Linked DNA regions of Homo sapiens: region 1 is linked to region 2. A link is an interaction called in ENCODE POLR2A ChIA-PET data of the cell type or tissue named here. Cell type or tissue: OCI-LY7. All regions are shown on one strand. Each heading gives the region's core, and the rest is flanking DNA. Links, peaks and the distances in the headings are about the cores only. Region 1 has its middle 64 kb from the start of LPP-AS2. Region 2 has its middle 37 kb from the start of LINC01991.

The links. ChIA-PET counts read pairs that join two places held together with the same protein. Peaks named below come from ENCODE experiments on the same cell type or tissue, not always from the same donor. Only the 100,000 strongest peaks of a DNase experiment are listed, where the experiment ranks them.
Region 1: POLR2A ChIA-PET joins it to region 2 with 10 read pairs; 2 of 35 experiments call an interaction of 5 or more read pairs at or near these places.

Annotation. Positions count from the first base shown.
Region 1 is chr3:188,087,157-188,092,541 of GRCh38, forward strand. No RefSeq gene overlaps it. Among named protein-coding and RNA genes, the nearest start is that of LPP-AS2, 64 kb to the right of the region's middle. In OCI-LY7, for the core only: no CTCF peak of the experiment used is centred there; DNase peaks (open chromatin) are centred at 2,178 and 4,825; H3K4me3 peaks cover 2,442 bases; H3K27ac peaks cover 4,521 bases.
Region 2 is chr3:187,936,462-187,941,846 of GRCh38, forward strand. No RefSeq gene overlaps it. Among named protein-coding and RNA genes, the nearest start is that of LINC01991, 37 kb to the right of the region's middle. In OCI-LY7, for the core only: no CTCF peak of the experiment used is centred there; a DNase peak (open chromatin) is centred at 5,220; H3K4me3 peaks cover 3,013 bases; H3K27ac peaks cover 5,000 bases.

The DNA of each region.
Region 1 (5,385 bases), core at 134-5,133, 150 kb after region 2:
CTGTTCTCCTGGGCTCTTCTAAACGGAGTCATGTTCATTCTTTCATGTTTGGATAATCTCACAATGAGCTACTACATCTATTCTGTTATCTAAATTCCTCAGTAAGCCAGTAAGACAGGTATGAAAAGGATGCTCATCCCAATTTTACCAAGGCCAACAGGGGAGGTGACTGCTCCACATTCAAGAGTTAATAAGTGGTAGCTGGGGTGTGGTGGCTCATGCCTGTAATCCCAGCACTTTGGGAGGCTGAGGTGAGCAGATCACTCGAGCCCAGGGGTTTGAGAGCAGCCTGGGCAATATGACGAAACCCCGTCTCTACCAAAATTACAAAAACTTAGCCAGGCATAGTGGAGCGCACCTGTAATCCCAGCTACTAGGTAGGGGAGCTGAAGTGGGATGATCACTTGAGCCCAGGATGTGGAGGTTGCAGTGAGCTGAGATCATGCCACTGCACTCCAACATGGGTGACACAGCGAGACCCTGTCTCAAAAAATAATCATAATAATAAAATAAGAGGTAGAGCCTGAACTCAAACTTTCCATTCTTAGTTTGAAGTTCTTAGCATCGAACATCCCAACAATTATAATAATTACAGAAAACTAAAATCAACAGAGCTTCAATTAAAGAAGGTTTTGTTTCTACCTTCAATTTTTTTTTTTTTGGCAACTCCCCTAATGTAGTTGATTTGTATAATTCTAAACTGGGCTATGTATTTGTTAATAGTCCTTAATAAACAGACTCAGTTGTACCAGCATGCAAAGAACACAGGTGAGAAAGGGTTCCCTGAAGCTCATTTGCATTCAGTTATCAAAATAAAATATGAAAAGTACCTCACAGGAGAAATCAGAAATTTTGAAACACTGATATTTCACAGTCCAGTGATTCTTAATAATTCTAGAGAAACGAGTGCCTGTCCATGTCTGTAACTGTTCTTTGCCCACACTTATATTTAGTTGAAGGGGATGCTGATGAATAAATAAAAGCAAATTGCTACCGACACACAATATTGGTTCAGGTTTATGCTCTAACTGCTTGAGGACACTTTGTGGCTAAGTTTCTCTTATTGATCATATCATGGCTGCAATCTACTTCTGTTTAGAGGAACTTTGTTGCTCAGTTTTATACATGCAGAAAAAAAAAACTGGCCATGCAAACAGAGATAATCTATTACCTTTTAAATGAAATTAGTAAATAACATTTATGTCTTTTTAGAACAACCGGAAACTGGGCATATACTGGAGCAAAATTTAATCAGCAGTTAGTTATTTCTTTGCCATTAGAACATGCTGAGGGCTGGGCGCAGTGGTTCATACCTGTAATCCCAGAACTTTGGAAGGCCAAGGTGAGCAGATCACTTGAGGCTAAGAGTTCGAGACCAGCCTGGCCAACATGGTGAAACCCCATCTCTACTAAACAATACAAAAATTAGCCAGGTGCGGTCGTGTGTGCCTGTAATCCTAGCTACTCAGGAGGCTGAGGTAGGAGAATCACTTGAACCTAGGAGGCGGAGGTGGCAGTGAACAGAGATTGCGCCACTGTACTCCAGCCTGGGCAACAGAGAGAGACTCTGTCTTGGAAAAAAAAACAAAAGAACATGCTGAGATTGAGGTGCCCGTATCACTGTATACGTGTTTTGTTTCCATTTCCCCTCTTATTTCCTATCCAGTTTAGAGAAATATTATCCCAGTATGAAAATTGATAAAGCAATTATAGAATAGAAAAAATTTCCCTACTGTATGTATATCTGTTACTTGGGGAATTTTTTCTCTACCTAAAATGTCTCTATTCTGATGATGCTTTCAGTGTAAGCAGCTAAAAAGGTGGTATTTTCCTACTTCTCTGCACCCCTCCCTGGGTGCAGGGAACTGGGGTGGCTTTGCCAGTGGACCTCTTAGAAGTAGGGCCATGACTCGTGAACCTTCCTGCTTCCCTCTTCTTGCCTGAGCCAGGCTGTCCCAGAGAATATGTGTTCTCCATTGTCCTTGACACAGTGTAAACTAAGCAAACTAAAGTCCTGGATGTGTGGGAGGCCTTTACTGGACCAGCCCTGCTGGTGACAGTGTAGGGAAGTCCATAGAATCCTGGGGTCAGTATTAGGAAGCTCATTTACCTGGAGACACAGACCACCCTCTCCAGAGGGGGTAAGTGATGCAAGCACAGGACACAGCAGGTGGGGGAAGCTGTTTCCTCATCAGACTGAAGGATTCACCAGATACATTGAGTGAATTAAAGCAAAAGTAAAGTCAGGACAAGACCTGGGGATGTCTTCATTTCTGGCTGCTTACACCATGCTGTGGCTATGGCTAGCAAGAGCCTGTGGAGTACAAATACCGTGCACAGACCTTCAGCACGCTCCCACACAAAAGGCTTCCCCAGTGAAAGCCAGCATGGCTGGCGCTGGAGCTGGTTTCCACATGAGGTTTTCTTTCCCCATCAGGGGATCTTGCAGTTATCATAACCCTCCCTTTCCACTTTCTTACACTGCATACCACTGAGGTAACACCCCTCAAGCAATTTCTCTTTTACATGTACAAACACATCCTCTCCAGTCCTCTTCATCCTTGCCTGTTCTCCAGATCTTCTCCATTTACCACAGGAAAATCTCTCTTCTTCCTTCTTTCCCACTCATGAATTCTGACATAAGCCCCAAACCACTCTTAGACTGACAACCGTAAGAGGTGTGCACATGACACCGCAAGTGAAAGGCAAAGGAAGACTTACACTTTGTAGTAAAATTAGACACTACAAGTAACCAGTGTCATCAGCCTCTTAAAGTCCTTGAAAATGCCCAGAAGTTACTTTAAGCCATTCTGCAAAAGTCTCATTCAATGTTTTTCTCAACTACTAATATGCCAACTAGAAACTCAAACAAAAATATCACCCTACATATTAAATTACTAGAGCATGTTTGACTATTTTTAATACAAACATACCATGCTTCAGTTGTGGTATGGGGATAAGAGACATGAGAGAGCTGGGCTGGGTCTTCGGTTGCCATTGAAGCATTATCCAGCAAGCATGCCCTGAAATCCAAAGAACCAACTGAAAAACACCTGCAAACAATTCACTGCCAAGTTGTACATGTTTTGGGATCCTTTGAGAATTCCTCAAGATGTTCAATGGCTGGAGTTGAAAAGTGGAGATGTGCAAATTGATCATTTGGAAGAATGTTGAATCTCTTCTCAAAAAATGCTGATTTATTGAATTCTGTCAAATAATTTCGTTAAGGTTGAGTACCCATCCTGGAGGAGTCCTCCTTTTTTTTTTTTTTTTTTTGAGACAGAGTCTTGCTCTGTCCCCCAGGCTGGAGTGCAGTGGCGCGATCTCAGCTCACTGCAAGCTCTGCCTCCCAGGTTCAATCGATTCTCCTGCCTCAGCCTCCCAAGTAGCTGGGACTACAGGTGCGTGCCACCATGCCCGGCTAATTTTTTTGTATTTTTAGTAGAGACAGAGTTTTGCCATGTTGGCCAGGCTGGTCTCAAACTCCTGACCTCAGGTGATCCACCCACCTTGGCCTCCCAGAGTGCTGGGATTACAGGCATGAACCACTGCACACAGCCCTCGGCTTTCCTTTTTGAGTCGGGGGCCAGGCCACATCCATCAGGCCCTCTGCAGGCCTGTTCTTCCATATCCATAGTCAGAGGAGTGGAACTGTAATTCCGCAGCCATGGTTACTGCACACAACGAGTCCTTTTGTTGTCACACCTGTCAGGCAACATGCAACAGGGCTCGAGACACAGCACGGAGTACAAAACAGAATTTTAAAGGAAAACTTACAACGTAAAAGTCGGTAGTAGAAAGCCAAAAGGCCAGTCTCATGCTTTTCCTAGGAGAGACATATGAAAGCCAGGATATCCTGCAAAATTTGTCATGGGGTGCATGTTTCGTTTTTAAAGGTCACATATTGAAGCATACTTGCGTAGGGGAACAGTGGATTGTATGGGTGCCAGGCTGTCTGGCTTTCATATGCCAGTGGGTTTAGATGTTTACAGGAGTTATGTGAAAGAGCCAAGTATCTGACACCTGCAAACCTTGGAATCACAGAAGGCTGAGTTCAGAAAGAGACCCCCTTATGTAGAAAAGGCCTCCTGCCAGGTCCCATCAGAAGCTGAATTTGGGTGCAGCCCCTCCTGCTGGGAAAAGCAGAGGTCTTTGATCCCAAAGAGGCAACTGTCCAGGCCACCAAGAATGAGTTCCCAGGGACATTTCTAGGTAATCATGCCTTTTGCACCAGAGTGGGACTCTGAAAGTTGTCAACAATGTGTCTTCATATCAATCTAATTGTTTGCCAGGCTCCGTGACTCTTCGTTTTTCAAAGTTACCTTTGAAAACCTGCTTTTTGAAAACCACTGTACCTGTCCTCCATCTTCCTGGCCACTGCCTTCCCTCATGTGCCCATTATCTCTTGCTTGGTCTACTGCACCCTCTGCTAACCATTCTTCCTGCCTCTATTCTCTCCTAAGGAAGCCTATTTTGCACACCACAGTAAGCATAACACTCCTGAAGTACAAGCCTGGCCTTGCTCCTGGTATCACTCAGAATAGGTTAGGCTATGCTGCAGGAACAGGCAAATCCAACATTACAGTGGCTTAAAACAACAGAGGTTAATTTCTCACTCTCACAACTTGTCCATTGTCTGGCAGCTGGGGATTCAGCTCCACATCATTATTGTCCTTACTCTAAGACCCAGGCTGATGGACTAACCACTCTCTGAAATATTGCCGAAGATGTAGAAGAGAGAAAAGACAGCCCTGGAGGGTCTCACACTGATAAGTAATGTTTGCCTGGAAGTGGAAGATGTCACTGCTGCTCACAGTTCATTGGTCAGAACTTGTTCATGGCCCCACTCACAGGTGTCCAGGAAACAGAATCTTATCATGTATCCAGAAGATATGGACCCAGAAATATTCAGCAAACAGCATTTATGACTATTGTATTACTTCTTTGCTTAAAAAAGCAAGCAAGCAAACCAACTGATAGCTTCCCGTGTTTTCCAAAATAAAGTCAAAATTCAAATGCCATCCCTTCCATGAAGCCACCTATAATTTCCCATTGGAACCAACCTCTTCTTAACTCCATACTTTTATAATGGCCCAATCTGTGCTGTTTATGGTACTTAACACAATTTATCTTCCTTTAAAATGAATAATGTTTATAATTTAGTCACAAGGCTAAACAGGACTTAAAAGATCATCCAGGTCTTAAATCTTCCATATCTTGCCAAGTCTTCCACAATCTCTTCAGAAATCCACAATTTGTGAGGAACGCCCTGCCCCTCAGGTAGTTCATTCTACTCTTCCAAACCTGAACAGTACTGATGATTTAAAAAGCAAAAATGATAACACATTTTAAATCCTTCATCATATGAAGCTAGCACCTACATGC
Region 2 (5,385 bases), core at 293-5,292:
CTTCCTTCCTTCCAAGCATTAATACCTTTTGGAACCACCTCAGACCTCACAGTAAATGTCCCCTTCAGTGCTTTCCTTTCCTCTTGCTTAAGCCCAAGTTTAGGAATTCCATTCTTTCCTGTCTAAAACAAAAAGGCATTTTAATATAGATGATGTTCCATCCAGAGAGGCCTTCCTATTCTGCTTCTCACTCTAGTGTTGGGAGATTATTTGAAACATGGAGTGTTCACAGCTGAAAAGGACTTAAAAACTGTCTAGCCTCTGCTTCTCAATGACTGAAGGAGAAGCAAAGACCGTGTTAGAACTGAGGATCCCAAGGCCCTACTTCAGACCTGCTGAATCAGAATCAGCATTTTAACAAGATCTCCAGATGATTCACATGGACATTACACTTTGAGAGGCACTGTCTTATCCCAAGATGCTTATTAACAGGTGGAAGAAATAAAGGCCCAAAGAGGAAAACAAACAAGCACAAGGTCATCAGCAAGAGAATGCCACTAAAATAGAAGTTAGAAGTCTGTTTAGTTCAAGTCCCTTCCCTCTGCATGAGGCCTTAATAAAGACATAGTTCCAATGCCAGCACTGTGAAACAAGCAAAGCAATCTCTCCTCCCTCTTTATTTTTACTCTAAACTTCATCTATGGGTATGTTTTCAATTTATTTTACAAATAGAAAGTCAATACTAATGATTTCACAGCACTGCTTTCGAGCTCTTGTCCGTCTAGGTTGCCATGCTAGTTGCTGAATTCCATAGTCCACTGTACTTGATCAAGTATACTTTCCCCACAGTTTATTTGAAGTGAAGCTTCTGAGTGCTGGCAAGAAAAGAAAGATGTGCTGGGTGTGGTGGCTCATGCCTGTAATCCCAGCACTTTGGGAGGCCGAGGCCGGCCAATCACCTGAGGTTGGAAGTTCGAGACCAGCCTGACCAACATGGAGAAACCTCGTCTCTACTAAATATACAAACTTGGCCGGGCGTGGTGGTACATTCCTGTAACCGCAGCTACTAGAAAGGCTGAAGCAGGAGAATCGCTTGAACCTGGGAGGCAGAGTTTGCAGTGAGCCGAGATCATGCTGTTGCACTCCAGCCTGGGCAACAAGCACAAAACTCCATCTCAAAAAAAAAAAAAAAAAAAAAAAAAAGAAAGAAAGAAAGAAAAAGAAAAGAAAGATATGTTGTCAGCTGTTACAGCTGGCCCTAGTTTTGCCCACCAGAGACCTTGCCAGGAAGAACTATGAATGACAGCACATTTTAGAATCACAAAATGACAAAACTGGAAGGAACCATAGAGATCATTTTATCCAACCCCTTCGAGTCTCAGATGGCAATGATGAGCTACAGAGGGAAATGACTTACTCAAGTTCATCCAAGTTAGATGCAGATTTGGGGCAAGGATTCAAATTGCTGGCCTATCGGGTCAGGGCTCCATGCTGCGTACTGCCACCCCCCTCCACACACACACTAAATGGAATGAACAAACTAAGTAAACAAATCACCTGGACTGATGACATTCACTCCAGAATTCTGGAATAAGTCATGTATAAAACTGTGGAGCCATCGTCCAGAATGCACAGCCTGTCATTACTACTAAACCAGAGGGAGCATCACATTGCCAATAGGATTTCCACCCTAATATGAAGAGCTACCTGGGAATTACAAGCTAGTAAATATCATTGCCATGTCTGGAATTCATAACAAAGAGTGGGATCATGGAAGTGTAACAAACAACTTGTTATGGAAAAAACAACGGAAGGATTTTAACAAACCAATGTTCTTTAAGAGTCTAGAACTAGGGATAAGTAGGGAACTATTGAAACTCAAATATTTAAATTTTCAGAGATTCAAGACTATTGTGATTAGATTTTTACATCAAGAAACAGCTTGATTGCAGAACTATTTGGTACAGTACATGTCATCTTTGACAAGGATCATGGAAACAATATAGTAATATTTGATTGCAACTCCTTTGAATAGAAGATATTAACATAAAGATCACCAGAAATCAGAAATCCAGAGTCAGTAAGACACTGACTTGGGTCTTACTTCATATTTTAATGAAATACATGGAAGAAGTACAAAGTCGTGAAACATTCACTTTTGCAAATGGCACTGAACACTTCTAGTCACCATAGTGCCTCATTTTCAGATTACATTAAAGGTTTCACCATCAGGATTTTATCAATGTTTAAGGCACCCCTGCAAGGTAAGTAGAAAGAAGTCTGTCATCTTAATTTGAGACAAGAGACCCAAGCCTCAGGAAGCAATGTCTTTTCAAAGTTTATAGCACTTGACTCACAGTTGGACTACTCCAAATCCACTCTCTTTCAACTACACAATGTTGCTTCTGGGTAAAGAAATATTACAACACACAATAACTGCTAATATCTGCACACCTATTTGTATCTTTTTTTTGTACAGATGGTGGGGGGATCTCACTATGTTGCCCAGGCTAGTCTTGAACCCTGGGCTTAAGTGATCCTCCCACCTCAGCCTCCCAAAGGGCTAGGATTACAGGTGTGAGTCACTGCACCCAGTCTGCACACCTCTTTGGAAGTTACAGAACATCTGGACAATCCCATGACATGAGGAGGAACACAACTAATTGTTGTTGAGAACCCACTATATGTAAGCTGGAGCTGTCTATATTCAATGCTATACATAAGTATCTCACTGAATTATGACAAGGACTCTGTGAGGAGGGTGTTATTTTTTTCCTTTTGCATAATAGGAAATTGAGAAAGGTTAAGCAACTTGTCCACGGTCACAAAGCTAGAAATTGATAGAGCTAGGGTTTGAATTCTGAGGCAATTCAGGTTCAAATCCCTTGTTTCCAGGTCAAGTATTTCTATTATCTCAATGCTACAGCTGAGGAAATTGACTTAGAGATGTTAATGAGCCACGATCTTAGAGCTAATAAATCATAGAGAAAGGATTCAAACTGGAGTCCTCCCAGGACATAAAGATCTCAGAAGAATGAGGGAAAAAATGTAACAATTGAGCTTCGGTTTTGGCAAATATAAGGTAGTTCTCTTAGGTAAAATATACCCCAATCTCTATTTATAAAATGATGGACTCTAACATATCATAGCTCAGGAAACACATTTAAGTCTATTTCATTTCACTTTCGCAAACATGTATTAAGTACAACTTCTGTACCAGGTATCACACAGGACACTTGAATGGATCATCTTTTTTTTTTTTTCCTTTGAGTCTCCTAAGTTTTTATAGTATTGCTTTCCTCATTATTAGTGACTTGTACAGGAAAATTAGTGACTTGTACAGTGTTACAAGCTAATAACGACAGAGTAGGAATTGTGATTAGCTCTGAGAAAATTGAGCTCCAGTGGCTGCATAAGCTGAGATGCTCAGAGGAATGCTGGGTTTCATCAGAAAGTGTATGGAAGCCAGATAGAAAAGGCATTATCCCATATTCACATGAAAGCAGTGTGTGGGCTCGGAAAAAATGTGGCAGTTCTATTCATGGACCTTCAAGAAAAATTTAGTAGAGCTGGGGAGGTGGGAGAAGGACAGAGAAGAACTATTCAAATCACCAATATGACGGAGGCTTGTTGGTATAAATATAGATTTAACAAAATTAGATTTTTCTCAATCAAAAAATGAGCAGACTGAGAAGGGATATAACAATACATGATAGAATGGAACTATGCACTTAATCAGCAAATCTCAGAAAAACAGAACTATCCCAACCTCCCCTTACCCCAAAGTTTGCAAGAGTTAATTTTAGAGCAAATAAAAGAAAGTACTACTTTACATAGTAGATAGTAAATTTAATAAGCAAGAGAGGTAGGGACTAGCTGGTAGTACAGATGCATAAATGGGTTCAAAAAGGGATTATTTAAATACCAGGGCCTCATAAAATCCACATGGGTATATTAAAGATATGGGGGACCTTAAACATCACCCAGCCCAACCTACTACCTCATGAATATCTGGCATCTACTTGGTCACCTCCAGTGGCCAAGAGCTCACTGTTTTCCAAGGCAGAACATTCCAGCCTTGACAGCTCTGCATGTCAAAAAGTTCTTTCTAAGCTGGGTGCTGTGGCACACACCTGTAGTCCCAGCTACTTGAGTGGCTGAGGCAAGAGGATCCTTGGAACCCAGGGGATTCTAGGCTGTAGCGCTATCATTGTGCCTGGGAATAACAACTGCACTCCTGCCTGGACATCATAGAAAGTCCCTGTCTAAAAAAAAGTTATTTTAGGTTTAAACAAAACCTACCTCCATTTATTATATTCGTTTTGACTTTATTTCTGTATTTGAGATTCCGCTTAATAAATCCCAATGCTTCATTTTTACATCCCTGCAGGTATTTAAATTCAGCTGTTAATTGTGGTTGTTGAAGTCAATGTCATGAACAGAAATCAAATTTACTCAGAAATTGTTTAGGGGGATATTCAAATTCTAAAAGAAGAGTATTATGTGGCACTTCCAACTTGGAAAGGACCAAAGGAATAAGCATTGGAGGGGGAATCAGGAGACTTACCTTCTAATTGGGTCCTGTGACTATTTCTATGAAAATTCATGTCACTGTATCTGCCACTAATTAGCAGATGGCTCTTCCAGGGCAGGGACCTCACATTTCTGGACCACAATTCCCTTAACTGTAAGATAAAAGGGTTGAGCAAAATAGTGTTTATTCTCCCTCAGTCACTGACTTGGACTCAGTTAACCAGTGGTGGTTCTGAGATCCAAACCCACTTCATTTTGAAATCCCCTTTAATATACCATCATTGGAAAAGAGTTGTACCAATCCCTTAAGATGGACCAACCCAGTTGGGTGTCAGTTTTAGTGACCATGATTACTGGTCACTAACTGTCCCACCTCCATTTCCTGTGAAAGCAAGTTCATCTAGGGATAGAGCAGATTTCATCAGATTTTCATTTGTTTTGAGCTAAGCTGCTTACTAGTAGCCAGAGAAGGGTTGATAAGGAGAAAGCAAGCAATAAACAAACAGACTGAAATTTCGTTCCAGATCTTAAAATTGACCCATGCGTGGGACAGGACCCTTCCATAGACATGTTTAGGGCCAGTGACTCTGGTCTTCTCCCTACATAAATGGGACTCACCTGAGCAAAGTAGTTCTCTGTCTGTGGAAACCCTATATGAATAATGATCCCCAGCATTTATGTGGAAGAAGGCCACACTAGCCCAGGGGAAGTACTGGAAAGTATTTATGTGTCTAGAGATTCCAGCTAGTCAATGTCACAGCTAAGACTGAAACAGCTGTCTCGGGACTCAGTGTTCCAAGAGTTCCCCTGTTAGAATGTATTAAGCAGCTACTCCATGCTAGGTACCGTGCTAAACTCTTCAATACATCTTATCCCCTTTAATCTCTATTAAAAGCTCTGGGAAAGCAGGGA